2 separate regions of the Homo sapiens genome follow, and region 2 is linked to region 1. A link is an interaction called in ENCODE POLR2A ChIA-PET data of the cell type or tissue named here. Cell type or tissue: OCI-LY7. All regions are shown on one strand. Each heading gives the region's core, and the rest is flanking DNA. Links, peaks and the distances in the headings are about the cores only.

What was found. ChIA-PET counts read pairs that join two places held together with the same protein. Peaks named below come from ENCODE experiments on the same cell type or tissue, not always from the same donor. Only the 100,000 strongest peaks of a DNase experiment are listed, where the experiment ranks them.
Region 2: POLR2A ChIA-PET joins it to region 1 with 5 read pairs; 2 of 35 experiments call an interaction of 5 or more read pairs at or near these places.

Annotation. Positions count from the first base shown.
Region 1 is chr12:32,022,131-32,030,237 of GRCh38, reverse strand. No RefSeq gene overlaps it. Among named protein-coding and RNA genes, the nearest start is that of RESF1, 67 kb to the right of the region's middle. RefSeq lists enhancers at 4,949-5,243, 6,510-7,183, 7,858-8,107. In OCI-LY7, for the core only: no CTCF peak of the experiment used is centred there; DNase peaks (open chromatin) are centred at 2,067 and 4,167; H3K4me3 peaks cover 398 bases.
Region 2 is chr12:31,796,183-31,802,757 of GRCh38, reverse strand. No RefSeq gene overlaps it. Among named protein-coding and RNA genes, the nearest start is that of H3-5, 7.2 kb to the right of the region's middle. In OCI-LY7, for the core only: no CTCF peak of the experiment used is centred there; no DNase peak of the experiment used is centred there.

The DNA of each region.
Region 1 (8,107 bases), core at 1,600-6,599:
CAGCCTCTTGAGCAGTTAGGACTACAAGCTCATGACACCACACCCGGATAATTATTTTATCTTTAGTAGAGATGAGGGCTCACGATGTTGCCCAGGCTGGTCTTGAACTCCTGGCCTCAAGAAATCTACCCACCTTGGCCTCCCAAAGTGCTGGGATTACAGGTGTGAACCACCACACCCAGCTTAAAATACCTTTAATTAACTTCAAAAATAGCAGCAATAAATACAATTATTAATTAATTTATTTTTATTTATTTATTTTTGAGACAGAGTTTCACTCTGTAGCCCAGGCTGCAGTGTGGTGGTGTTATCTTGGCTCACAGCAACCTCTCCCTCCTGGGTTCAAGCGATTCTCCTGCCTCAGCCTCCCAAGTAGCTGAAATTACAGGCATCTATCACCATGCCCAGCTAAATTTTTTATATATATATATATTTAGTAGAGATGGGGTGTCACCATGTTGGCCAGGCTGTTCTCAAATTCCTGACCTCAAGTGATCCACCCACCTCGACCTCCCAAAGTGCTAGGATTACAGGTGTGAGGCTGTGCACAGGGCCTCTTTCTTTCCTTCCTTTCTTCCCTTTCTTTTCTTCTTTCTTTCTCTTTCTTCCTTTCCTTTCTTCCTTTCTTTCCTTTCCTTCCTTCCTCCCTCTTTCTTTCCTTTCTTCCTTTCTTCTTTCTTTCTTTTGCTTTCTTTCTTTCCTTTTCCTTTCTTCCTTTCCTGTCTTCCTTTCTTTCCTTTCCTTTCCTTCCTTTCTCCCTCTTTCTTTCCTTTCTTCCTTTCTTCCTTTCTTCTCTTTCTTCCTTCCTTTCTTTCTCTCTTTCTTCTTTCTTTTTCTTTCTCTTTCCTTTTCCTTTCTTCCTTTCCCTTCCTTTCTTTCCTTTCCCTTCCCTTCCTTCCTTCCTCCCTCCCTTCCTCCCTGCCTCCCTCCCGCTCTCTCTTTCTTTCTTTTCTTCTTTCCCTCCCTCCCTCCTTCCTTCCTTCCCTCCTTCCCTCCTTCCCTCCTTCTTTTCTTTCCTACAGGGTCTCTCACTCTCTCACCCAGACTGGAGTGCAGTGGTGCTATCACAGCTCACCACGACCTCTGCCTCTCAGGCTCAAGCAATTCTCTTGCCTAAGCCTCCCAAGTAGCTGGGATTACAGGTGCTCGCCACCATGCCCAGCTAATTTTTGTATTTTTTTTAGTAGAGACAGGGTTTCACCGTGTTGTCCAGGCTGGTCTCAAACTCCTGACCTCAAATGATCCACCCACTTCGGCCTCCCAAAGTGCTGGGATTGCAGGCATGAGCCACAGAGCCTGGCCTACTTATTTTTAAGACCGGGTTTTACTCCCATCACCCAGGCTGGAGTGAAGTGGCGTGATGTGGGCTCACTGCAACCTCCGCCTCCTTGGCTCAAGAGATTCTCCCACCTCAGCCCCATGAGTAGCTGGGATTACAGGCCCACACCACTGCACCCAGCTAATTTACAAATAACACATTTTTATCTGTTTTTTTTTTTTTTTTTAGACGAAGTCTCACTCTGTCACCCAGGCTGGAGTGCAGTGGCACAATCTTGGCTTACTGCAACCTCCGGCCTCCCGGGTTCAAATGATTCTCCTGCCTCAGCCTCCTGAGTAGCTGGGATTACAGGTGTGCACCACCACGTCCTGCTAATTTTTTTGTATTTTTAGTAGAGACAGGTTTTTGTTTGTTTGTTGGTTATATGTAAAAAATGTTTACTTAGAAATAGAATGCTTGTTCCTTGGTGCTACGAAGAAATAGCACTCGAACATAAATTTAATTCTCTTAGCATGGCAATCTTTACTTTTTGCAGAAAGTCAAGTATTCACCACAGATGGAATAATGGCAAGAGCACACCTGAACAATGGAGGGAAGTAATTTTTATCCTTTACGCAGTTTGTCCCTGCTACTGTGTCCTGTCTCCATTGGCTAAAGCCAGACCTCACAATCTAAACTAAAACCTGATTAGCTAACAGTTTAAAACTTTTCTAAATAGGCAAAGGCAATAGAAAGACAAAGGAAAAGAGGAAGTTACTTACGAAAGGACTTAGAAAGGTAATAACATTCTTAAATAAGGAAGGGGCATAGGCTGCGAGCCGGGACAGGCCTGTGCGCATGTCTAGCATACAGTTAGTCTTTAAAAGAAACTACTATTTCTAACACTTATGATTTATTCTTGAACAAGAAGGGAAACTTTGAAGAGGAACTTTTTACTTTCTACAATTTCCTTGTCTTGTTTTTATAGTTTTCTTCTTCAAACTTTTTTTTTTAAATATGTCTTGGCTTAGTTGTTTTGATTAGCTTTTAAATGTATGGTATAACATAACATGACATCTAATAAGGAGAAGTATACTTATTACAGTTGCTAGAGAAGTAAGGACTGAGGCCATGGTCTCTTTCTGTTGGCTGAACTATTTCTCGAGCTAATTTGAAATAGAGTTGTTAATGCTGGAATTTTTTGCTAACTTATTTAATAAGGCAGTAAGTCCTTGGAGGGTCCTTGTTATGCTCCCATTGGGAGCAGTGTTGTTTGGAATAAAGGTGCAACACTGAGTTTTGATTATAATATAAACACTACCTTTCTTTGTTAATATTATATTTAAAGTTATCTTATTTTCTCAGGCCATTTGACTTGTGGGTTTTAATTGTTCAGCTATTTCTTTAACAGCATCTTTGGTATAGTTAATAAATTGCTGCTGGTAGTAATAAATGCAGTTTATTTAATCTACATTTTTATTAATTGCTACTCACTAAAACAACATTGACTTAAACCTTGCAGCTATTTGATCTCTGGTTTTAAATTTATTTGGTACTCTGTGAGGACCTCTAATTGCATCTGAATAGACATGGGAATCAAAATAGCTGTAAGGGGCTGCTTCTTTTGAGGCTTCTTTTATTTGCTTATGTCGTAATTTCTCTTTTTCTGATTGATGAAATGCCAGGGTAAAAGGGATAGCTAATTGAACTAGAGCATAAGTGCTGCTCTAATTATTTGGTAGAGTGTCTAGTAAAGGTTTTTTACAGTATTACTATGCATCCGCTTGGGGATGAATAAGGGTGGACTGATGGGTTAGCTTTTGGAAGTGCCTGACCTCGCTGTATCATGTTAAGTCTTCAAAGTACGCTAAATTTTCCTTTTATCGTTGGAGACACGAGGTAAAATTGGTCTTGGAAGATGGAGGCTGAATGGCCCTCGGGGGGCTGACCCTCAGGGTACTGCACTTTAGGAAATAGTAGAGAGAGTTTGGCACACTTTACTATCTTAGGCTGCAGGATTTTGATACCGGCCGGGTGCAGTGGCTCACGCCTATATCCCAGCACTTTGGGAGGCCGAGACGGGCGGATCACGAGGTCAGGAGATGGAGATCGAGACCATCCTGGCTAACAGGGTAAAACCCCGTCTCTACTAAAAATACAAAAAAAAAAAAAAAAAAAAAGTTAGCCGGGCTTGGCAGCGTGCGCTTGTAGTCCCAGCTACTTGGGAGGCTGAGGCAGGAGAATGGCTTGAACCCGGGAGGTGGAGCTTGTAGTAAGCCGAGATTGCGCCACTGCACTCCAGCCTGGGCGACAGAGCGAGACTCCGTCTCAGATAAAAAAAAGAAAAAAAGACAAAAGAAGAAAAGGAGCTACCATGCAGTCCATGCCTTGTCGATTAGAGGACTATCTGAGTGGAAAGGGGATAACTTGGACTTCTAGCCTACTGTGTGCACAAGCATAACAATTGCTTTTATTTAGAGTGCGGACAGAATATTTAATGTATTTTAGCTAGTCATTTACATCTTGATATCTTGTTTTAATTGCTGTGGTTTGCTTTAGATTTTTTTACTTTTACTACAAAGACTTTGGTTTTGTCATTTGGTATGAGAGGAGTGATAACTGAACAGGCATTAAAAGTAATAATTTGAGGTGAGTTAGATTTAGTTACATTAATAAGATGGGGAGTAGTTAAAGGAAAGAAAAGATAGATAAAGTTTTCTTAGCTTTAACTTGGTAGGGCTTGACCCTGGAACAATGACCTATAACTTTGATGGTGATGACGCTTTTTTGACTTGGGTATGATGTGTCTATCCTTTTCTGCTGTGCGAACGGCAGTCTCGGTGGTTAGCAGCACAAGGTAGGGTTCTTAGGCTGCCTCGAGTTTTTCTTCTTTCTATCTTTTGATGAGGATGTGGTTTCCAGGCAGGTGCTGGTGTACGGCTCCTCTGGTTTGTTTCCTTTCTTGGCTCATGCATGAGGTCGCCTGGTCCACATCATATGTGAGGATCATTTACTCCAGATTGCTGGCCAGTTTCTTCTGCCTTGTTGAGAGTCCGGGTCTATTCATCACACCAGATGGGTCTCAATTTCTTACTACCCCTGAGGCCACCACAATGAGGCAGTGGGAGACCCCCTCATGAGAGGACTAGAGACCACCCCAGAGGAAAATGTATCCCTGTACGGACCACCATTTCTTATATGTAAAAATGTTTATTTAGAAATAGAATGCTTGTTCCCCAGTGCTACAAAGAAATAACATTCAAACATAAATTTAATTCTCTTAGCAAGGCAAACTTTACTTTATGCAGAAAGGGGCTCATAGCAGATGGAATAATGGCGAGAGCACCAGTAGAGACAGGTTTTCACCATGTTAGCCAGGCTGGTCTTGAACTCCTGAGCTCAAGTGATCACCTGCCTCAGGCTCCCAAAGTGCTGGGATGGAAAAGGAGAGTGCCTTGGATTGGCCCTGGCGAAGCAGGGACCATCCCTTTATCTGCACAGGGCGCCAGTTCACCTCAGTCTTTAATTTGCCACAGACCAAATCCTTCATCTAGATAAGAACCTCAAATGAGGTACTTAAAGCCCAGAAAGCTTTGTAACTGCACCCTTGAGCTGCTTGCTCAGGCCCACTCCCACCCTGTGAAGTGCTTTCTCGCTTTAATGAATTCCTGCTCTCGTTGCTTCATTCCTGCATTTCATTTCTCTGCTACTTCGTACGTTTTGTTCAATTCTTTGTTCAAAATGCCAAGGACCTGGACAACTCGTAGTCAAGACCCTCTACCAGTAACACTTGTTGCTCCTATTCCTCCTGGTGCTATTTATTGCTACTGCACATGTACCCTGTGCCCAAGGGTAGAACGACTTTCCAGCTTCTGAAGCACAGAGGCTTGGGGAGGACAGATTGTCATGTGACTCAGGACTTCACTGAACCTTGTTCATACAGTTGACCACATTCCTTTGTTTGGATCACTAAGGGAGAGTCATTATCATTACAAGGCAAGATCCTGGGCAAAGCACATTTTAGACCCCAAAATATTTTGTCCTCTTTGCAAGGCATTTCATCTATTATTTCCTTTTTAATCCAGGATGGGCAAAAAAAGAAGTTGTAATGTTTGTATTCCATATTTGTCGTTACAAAAGAAAGATATTTTCATATTCCAAAATTGTAAAAGTAAACAAAACACAGTAACAACAACGAAAACTATAATCAGAAGGAAGGGCACCAGGTTCAGACAGTGGTGGCTTTGAAAGAAGAAGTAAGTGAGATTGAAATTGAGAGAATTAAAAAAAAGATTTTAAGTTTTTTTTTTTTTTTGAGACAGGGTCTCACTCTGTCACACAGGCTGGAGTGCAGTGATGCAATCTCAGCTCATTGCAACCTCTGCCTCCCTGGCTCAACTGATCCTCCCACCTCAGCCTCCTGAGTAGCTGGGACTACAGGCGGGTACCACTACGCCCAGCTAATTTTTATATTTTTTTGTGGAGATGGGGTTTAGACATGTTGCCCAGGCTGGTCTTGAACTCTTGAACTCAAGCGATCTGTTCATCTTGCCCCCGCCCCAAAGTGCTGAGATCGCATACTGCACTCCAGCCTGGGCAACAGAGCAAGGCTCCATCTCAAAAAAAAAAAAGATAAAAAGCTACACACCGCTGGGCGTGGTGGCTCAAGCCAGTAATTCCAGCACTTTGGAAAGCCAAGGCGAGTAGATCATGAGGTCAAGAGATCGAGACCATCCTGGCCAACATGGTGAAACCCTGTCTCCACTAAAAATATAAAAATTAGCTGGGCGTGGTGGTGCGTGACTGTAATCCCAGTTATTCAGGAGGCTGAGGCAGGAGAATCGCTTGAACCTGGTATGCGGAGATTGCAGTGAGCCGAGATGGCGCCACTGCACTTCAGCCTGGCGAATAAGCAAGACTCCGTCTCAAAAAAAAGCTACATACCTCCCTCACAATTTGCCCAGAAGGAAATTCCTTGTGGACAAGGGACAGACAGAACTCAGTCATCCCTCTGAGGAGGCTCACCTGAGACAAATGCATATCTGATTGCTTCCCCTGCCCTATTGTTTATGTAAAAATGCAGATTCACTGAGCCAGCCTAAATTGTGTATTCAGTGGAAAGATGATCAAGGATTTAAAAGAATGCAACCTTTTGTCTCTTACCTATGTGGGACCTGGAAGCCCTTGCCTCAAGTTATCCCGCGTTACCAGAACGAACCAATGCACATCTTACACATATTGATTAATGTCTCATGTCTCCCTAAAATGTATACAAGCAAGTTGCACACCGACCACCTTGGGCACATGTCGTTAGGACCTCCTGAAGCTGTGTCACAGGCACATCCTTAACCTTGGCAAAATAAACTAAGCTGATTAAGACCTGTCTCAGATACCTTTTGGTTTACAATAGCAAAACCCCGTCTCTAAACAAACAAACAAAAGCAAAAAGAAAAAATTAGGGAAAAGACTATTCTTTCCCTTTTCTTAAAGCATTTTCTTTAGAGGATTTGTCATTGTAAATTCTCTCTGCCCCTGTGAGATGTATATAAATCTTTCTTTTCTTTTCTTTTCTTTTTTTTGAGATGGAGTCTTGCTCTGTTGCCCAGGCTGGAGTACAGTGGTGCTATCTCAGCTCACTGCAACTTCCGCCTCCGGGGTTCAAGTGATTCACTTGCCTCAGCCTCCCAGGTAGCTGGGATTACAGGCACGCGCCACCACATCTGGCTAATTTTTTGTATTTTAGTAGAGATGGGGTTTCACCATGTTGGCCAAGATGGTCTCCATCTCCTGACATCGTGATCCAACCGCCTCGGCCTCCCAAAGTGCTGGGATTACAGGCATAAGCCAACGCGCCTGGCCCCAGATGTATATAAATCTTTCTAAAAGCCTCTTGTAAATGTGTAAAACCCAGGAATGTCTTTCTCAAGGACTTGAGATCTCTTTGAAATGTAAGCATCAAAAATGGCAGTGCTCCTATCTACCAGTGATACAGCTCCGATGAGTGGAGGAACACCAGGGTTCTTGGTCCTCGTGCCAGTTTAGATAAAACGACACAGACACACGTGGAGTGGTTTTAAGGAGTGGAGAGCTTGAGAGCTTAATAGGCAAGAAGAGGCAAGAAGGAAGGGAGGAGGAACAAGCTCCCCTGTAAAGAGACAGAGGGAGGGGGGCTCCAAAGCTGAGAGAGGGGAACCCCGACCTGCCACAGATACCAGCTAGATATATGTACACAGAGGCTGGAGGAGGCGGTGTCTGAATTGCATAGGGCTCAGGGGATTGGTTTGACTAGGCATGTCATTCACATATCTGCGAAAAAGCTGGCCCTCCCACCATAGCCTTTTAATATGCAAAAGCGGGGCACCATGATGTTCTAACACACGTGGGAATACATGGGGGCGGCCATGTTGCCAGGAACTTGTGGGGAAAGGGCAAGAAGGCAGGGGAATCACCATGTTTGGGTGGACCTAGTTTCTAATGGCTTGCATTTACATATCAAAGGTTGCCAGCCTGGCTCTAAGAGCCGGGGCTATACAAGAAACTTTTCCGAAGATGCTTTAAAGAAAACTTCCCAGCTGGGTGCGGTGGCTCACGCCTGTAATCCCAGCACTTTGGGAGGCCCAGGCGGGCAGATCACGAGGTCAGAAGATCGAGACCATCCTGGCTAACACGGTGAAACCCCGTCTCTACTAAAAAAAAAAAAAAAAAAAAAAACAAAAACAAAAAATTAGCCGGGTGTGGTGGCGGGTGCCTGTAGTCCCAGCTACTCGGGAGGCTGAGTGAGGCAGGAGAATGGCGTGAACCCGAGAGGCAGAGCTTGCAGTGAGCCGAGATAGCGCCACTGCACTCCAG
Region 2 (6,575 bases), core at 1,570-6,569, 230 kb after region 1:
GGCCGGCCCATGCCACCACACGCAACTAATTTTTGTATTTTTAGTAGAGATGTGGCTTTGTCATGTTGCCCAGGCTAGTCTGGAACTCCTGGCCTCAAGTGAGGCCCACCTCAGTCTCCCAAAGTGCTGGGACTACAGGCATAAGCCACCGCTCTGGGCCTGTATTTCTAATATATATATATACAAGATCATTTATGTAGTTTACTGCCAAAAATGGAAGAAACCTCATCATGAAGAGACATTTAGAAAACCTAAATTGATGAACATTCTAAAAATCTATTTGTCTGTGAAGACTAAGCTCTGATTTTTTTTTTTTCATCTTGCCTAAATTCCTATCTTAAGGGTCTGGAGAGTCATGGCCTACAAACTATAAATTCTCATCAGATGGGTTTGATTTAACCCTATATATCGTGACTTACTTTCCAATCTGACTCTGGCATAACATTATGTGACAAAGAAGAAAGTCAAAATATTTTACCCCAAAACATGTTTCTTTGCCATATTTTGAAATGGCCCTGCACAGCTGTCCTTTGGAGGGGAAGATTCACATCTGTAAAGAATCTCTATTAACATAGCTATATCTTTTTCTTCCAGGCCCTCCGAACCCTGAAGAGATCATCATATATATGTGCTGCCGAAGCGAGCACTCCTGAAGAGATTAACTAAGAGTCTAGCACCTTTTAAGGTCTGAATAGGAAACATCTGTCATCTATTCTCTCTAAGGGCAGCCACTATAAGAGTTCAAAAGAAACTTGCTCGCCACAATCTTTTTTTTTTTTTTTTGAGATGGAGTCTCACTCTGTTGCCCAGGCTGGAGTAGAGTGGCACCATCTTGTCTCACTGCAACCTCCACCTCCCAGGTTCAAGTGATCCTCCTGCCTCAGGCCCCCTAGTAGCTAGGATTACAGGCACGCATCACCATGCCTGGCTAATTTTTTTTTTTTTTTTGAGATGGAGTTTCATGCTGTTGCCCAGGCTGGAGTGCAATGGCGCCATCTTGACTCACTGCAACCTCCATCTCCTGGGTTCAAGCCATTCTCCTGCCTCAACTTCCCGAGTAGCTGGGATTACAGGCGCCTGCCACCACGCCCAGCTAATTTTTGTATTTTTAGTAGAGAAGCGGTTTCACCATGCTGGCCAGGCTGGTCTCGAACTCCCGACCTCAGGCTATCCGCCTGCCTCAGCCTCCCAAAGTGCTGGGATTATAGATGTGAGCCAGTGCGACTGGCCTAAGTGCTGGGATTACGGGAGTGAGCCGCTGCGCCTGGCCTAAGTGCTGGGGTACAGGCGTGAGCCACCAGGCCAGCGAAGTCTCCACAATCTTTTTTTTCTTTTTTTTTTGAGGCAGAGTCTCCCTCTGTCACCAGGCTGGATTGCAGTGGCGATCTCGGCTCACTGCAACCTCTGCCTCCCAGGTTCAAGCAATTCTCCTGCCTCAGCCTCCTGAGTAGCTGGGACTACAGGAACGCACCACCAACCCCAGCTAATTTTTGCATTTTTGGTAGAGACAGGGTTTCTCCATGTTGGCCAGGATGGTCTCCATCTCTTGACCTCGTGATCTGCCCACCTCTGCCTCCCAAAGTGCTGGGATTATAGGTGTGAACGACCGTGCCCGGCCCCCACAATCTTTTATCTTAACCTGAGCATTTCCTTTCTATGGATCCCAGGTCTTTAGACAAACTCATCCAATTGTCAACCAGAAAATGTTTAAATTTACCTATAGCCTGGAAGGCCCCCCGACCGACGCCCTCCCGCCCCCGCCCCCGCCGCCCCTCCACTGCCTTATCTGCTTTGAGTTGTCCCGCCTTTCTGGACCAAACCAATGTACTTCTTAAATGTATTTGATTAATGTCTCATGCCCTCCCTAAAATGTATAAAACCAAGCTGCACCCAACCACCTTGGGCACATGTTCTCAGGATCTCCTGAGGGCTGTGTCACAGACCATGGTCACTCATATTTGGCTCAGAATAAATTTCTTTAAATATTTTACAGAGTTTGACTCTTTTTGTCAACACTGTGCACTTCAAAAATGTTCATGTCATAGAAAACAAAGTTTGAGGAACTGTTCTAGATTAAAGGAGCCCAAATAGACACGAGAACTAAATGAAATGTGTGAAGGGAGAAGGATTGTTACAGAAGGCATTACTGGGACAATTGGCAAAATTTGAATATGGACTATATATTGATAATCATAGTGTATCAATGTTAAATGTCCTGAATTTGGTGATTGTACAGTAAGAGAATATCTTTCTTCAAGGATAGACACTAAATTATTTAGGCATGTTGGGTTGTGATATCTATAACTTAATTTCAAATGGAGAGAAAGAGAAAAAAACAAATGTGGCAAAATGTTTACTAACAATTAGTGATCTAGGTGAAGGGCGTTTCAGTTCATTGCACTATTCTTGCAACTTTTCTCTAGTTTATATTGTTTTCAAAATAAAAGGTTTTGTGAAAGAAGGAAAAACATTCCCAACAAGAAAAGCCTAGATCTGATGCTGTGGCTCACATCTGTAATTCCAGCAATTTGAGAGGCCGAGGCAGGCAGAACACTTGAGGCCAGGAGTTCCAGACAAGCCTGGCCAACATGGTGAAACCCGGTCTTAACTAAAATACAAAAATTAGGCTGGGTGCAGTGGCTTACCCCTGTAATCCCAGCACTTTGGGAGGCCAAGGCGGGTGGCTCACCTGAGGTCAGGAGTTTGAGACCAGCCTGGACAACATGGAGAAACCCTGTCTCTACTAAAAATACAAAAATTAGCCGGGCATGGTGGCAGGCACCTGTAATCCCAGCTACTTGGGAGGCTGAGGCAGGAGAATCGCTTGAACCCGGGAGGCAGAGGTTGCAGTGAGCCAAGATCACGCCACTGCACTCCAGCCTGGGTGACAAAGTGAGACCCTATCTCAAAAATAAATAAATAAAATAATAAAATAAAATACAAAAATTAGTTGGGCCTGGTGGTGGGCGCCTGTAATCCCAGCTAATCTGGAGGCTGAGGCAGGAGAATTGCTTGAGCCCTGGAGGCAGAGGTTGCAGTGAGCCAAGATAGTGCCACTGCACTCCAGCCTGGGTGACAGAGCAAGACTCCATCTGAAAAAAAAAAAAAAGGAGAAAAGTCTAACGTGTCAGGCACTGAGCTAAGCATAAGCCCTAGAGATGAGTAATGGATGTGATATATTCCCAGGCCACAAAATCCAACAGTCTAGTGAAGGAGATATGCAAGTAAATTAATATCATGTGACAAAATAAAAAAGGAAGGCTTTTTTTTTTTTTTTTTGAGACAGAGTCTTGCTCTGTCGCCAGGCTGGAGTGCAGTGGCACGATCTCAGCTCACTGCAACCTCCGCCTCCTGGGTTTAAGCGATTCTCCTGCCTCAGCCTCCTGAGTAGCTGGGACTACAGATGCAAGCCACCACACACAGCTAATTTTTGCATTTTTAGTAGAGACGGGGTTTCTCCATGTTGGCCAGGATGGTCTCCATCTCTTGACCTCGTGATCTGCCCCCTTGGCCTCCCAAAGTGCTGGGATTACAGGTGTGAGCCACCACACCCAGCCAAGGAAGCCTATTATTTTGGAGTATGATTATGGACATTTTCTTCACTTGGCCTCTGCAATATCATTGTATTTATTTATTTATTTATTTATTTATTTATTTATTTATTGAGATGGAGTTTTGCTCTTGTTGCCCAGGCTGGAGTGCAATGGTGTGATCTTGGCTCACAGCAACCTCTGCCTCCCGAGTTCAAGCCATTCTCCTGCCTCAGCCTCCAGAGTAGCTGGGATTACAGGCACGCGCCACCACGCCCGGCTAATTTTGTATTTTTAGTAGAGACAGGGTTTCTCCATGTTGGTCAGGCTGGTCTCAAACTCTCGACCTCAGCTGAACCACCCGCCTCAGCCACCCAAAGTGCTGGGATTACATGTGTAAGCCACCGCTCCTGGCCGTCTCTTTTTATTTATTTTCATTTTTTTATTTTTGGGACGGAGTCTTGCTCTTGTTGCCCAGGCTGGAGTGCAATGTCGCGATCTCGGCTCACCGCAACCTCCACCTCCCGGATTTAAGCAATTCTTCTGCCACAGCCTCCTGAGTAGCTGGGACTACAGGCGCACAACACCACACCTGGCTAATTTTGCGTTTTTTTGTTTGTTTGTTTTTGTTTTTGTTTTTTTGAGACGGAGTATCGCTGTCGCCCAGGCTGGAGTGCAGTGGCGTGATCTCGGCTCACTGCAAGCTCCGCCATTCTCGTGCCTCAGCCTCCCGAGTAGCTGGGACTACAGGCGCCCGCCAACACGCCCGGCTAATTTTTTGTATTTTTAGTAGAGACGGGGTTTCACCGTGTTAGCCAGGATGGTCTCGTGATCCGCCCGCCTCGGCCTCTTAAAATGCTGGGATTACAGGCGTGAGCCACCGCGCCCGGCCAGGGACACTTTCATCACATATCCATATGGCTTACTCTCTCATTTCTATTCAGATACCACCTTGACAGCGGAGCTGTCCCAGACTACCCTTGTGTAAAGCAGTATTTCCACACCCCTCCCCTGGACTACCTGTCCTCCTTACACTATAATAATTTTCTCCCATAACACCTATTATCATTTCTATAATAGACACATTATCTATCTATTGTAGTTTTTGTGTCACCCAATTAAATGTAAACTCCTTGACAGTAAAGACTTAGTTTCATTCACTGATACAGCCCTAGACCTAGACCAACACCTGTTGTATATACTAGACACTCAAAAAATATGTGTTGAATGTATGAATGGTTATAGTATGTAAAAAAATCCCACAAAGGATTTACACAGAATTGTAAATAATAACTGTATTAGGTTAAGAACCTTGGAAAATAAAGAACAAGGTCATATAGAGCGGGTATGTGGAGGATTTTTAGTTCCATGGAAAAGTCGCCCCAGTCAGCAGTGAGGGAGGAAGTTGAATAGTTGGTTCTCGGACATGAGATAAGAGAATGAAAACCGAATTATGTTTCGGCCGTAAGACTACCAGATCTCCAGTAAGTCAAGAACACTGGAAGCTGGCCAAAAAGGTGGGTAAAGGGCCCCACACAATGGGACTTCCCGGGCATGTCCTGGTTACTGTAGAAGTGTCTCCTCCTCAAGGCAATGTTATAACGACAAGTGAGGGAAATAGTCAACAAGGGCTGCAAAGCACGTTGGTCTAATTAGTGCCCCCTTGCCTAGAGATCTGGGGAGAAGTCTGAGGAGGGAGTATCCAAAGATGACATAACCTGAGTGCAGATTTTCAATTGTAAGTGAAAAGTGAGCTGAGCCTGTGCTCAAGGACTTCCTGCGTGCTGAGCACCCATGCTGAGCACTCTCTCTCACTAGCTTGCTGATTGGGGTTTGGGTTTATAAATTTCATGTTTTACTCACCAACACTAACTCATTTTATACTTCAATCGAAACAGAATGTGTGAGTCCAGGCGCGGTGGCTCATGCCTATAATCCCAGCACTTTGGGAGGCAGAGGCAGGCAGATGGCTTGAGCTCAGGCGTTGTAGACCAGCCTGGGCAATGCAGCGAAACACCATCTTCACCAAAAATACAAAAATATTAGCCAGGTATGGTGGCATGTGCCTGTAGTACCAGCTACTCTGGAGGCTAAGGTAGGAGGATTGCTTGAGCCCAGGAAGATGAGGGTGCAGTGAGCCAAGATCGCGCCACTGCACTCCACCCAGACTCTGTCTCAAAAAAAAAAAAAAAGTGGGTTTTTTTTTTCTGGAAGGAAATAGAACATATTCTCTAATATTCTCTAAGTGGTTTGTGTGCTTTGGCACACAAAAGAATGAAATGACGATGGCCTTTCTCACTGGTTGGTTTGCTGTTCCCGCAGTTAGAAGAGACTGCCCACATAGGGAGAGTGGCACAGAGGAGAGTAACATCAATCAACAGCGAATATGCACTTGATCGCGGTCTAATCAGCACCAGGCACCTCAGGGCAGCAGTATTGTCAGACGCATTGGAACCAGAGGGACTCCATCTTGAATAAGGTCTGGGTAAAATGAGGCTAACACCTACTGGGCTGCATTCCCAGGAGGTTAAGCATTCTTAGTCACAGGACAAGATAGGTCAGCAGGACAAGATAGAGGTCATAAAGACCCTGCTGATAAAACAATGCCATAAAGAAGGCAGCCAAAACCTGCCAAAACCAAGGTGGTGATGAAAGTGACCTCTAGTTGTCCTCACTGCTCACTATACGCTAATTATAATGCATTAGCATACTCAAAGACACTCCCAGCAGCACCACGACAGTTTACAAACGCCATGGCAACATTAGGAAGTTACCCTATATGGTCTAAAAGGGGAGGAACCCTCAGTTAGGGTAAATCCCTGCCCTTTTCCTGGAAAACTCATGAATGATCCACCCCTTGTTTAACATATAATCAAGAAATAACTATACGTGTACTCAGTTGAACATCCCGTGCCACTGCTCTGCCTATGGAGTAGCCATTCTTTTATTCTTTTACTTCTCTAATAAACTTGCTTTCACTTTACTTTATGAACTCGCCCCAAATTCTTTCTTGTGCAGGATCCAGAACCTTCTCTTGGGGTCTGG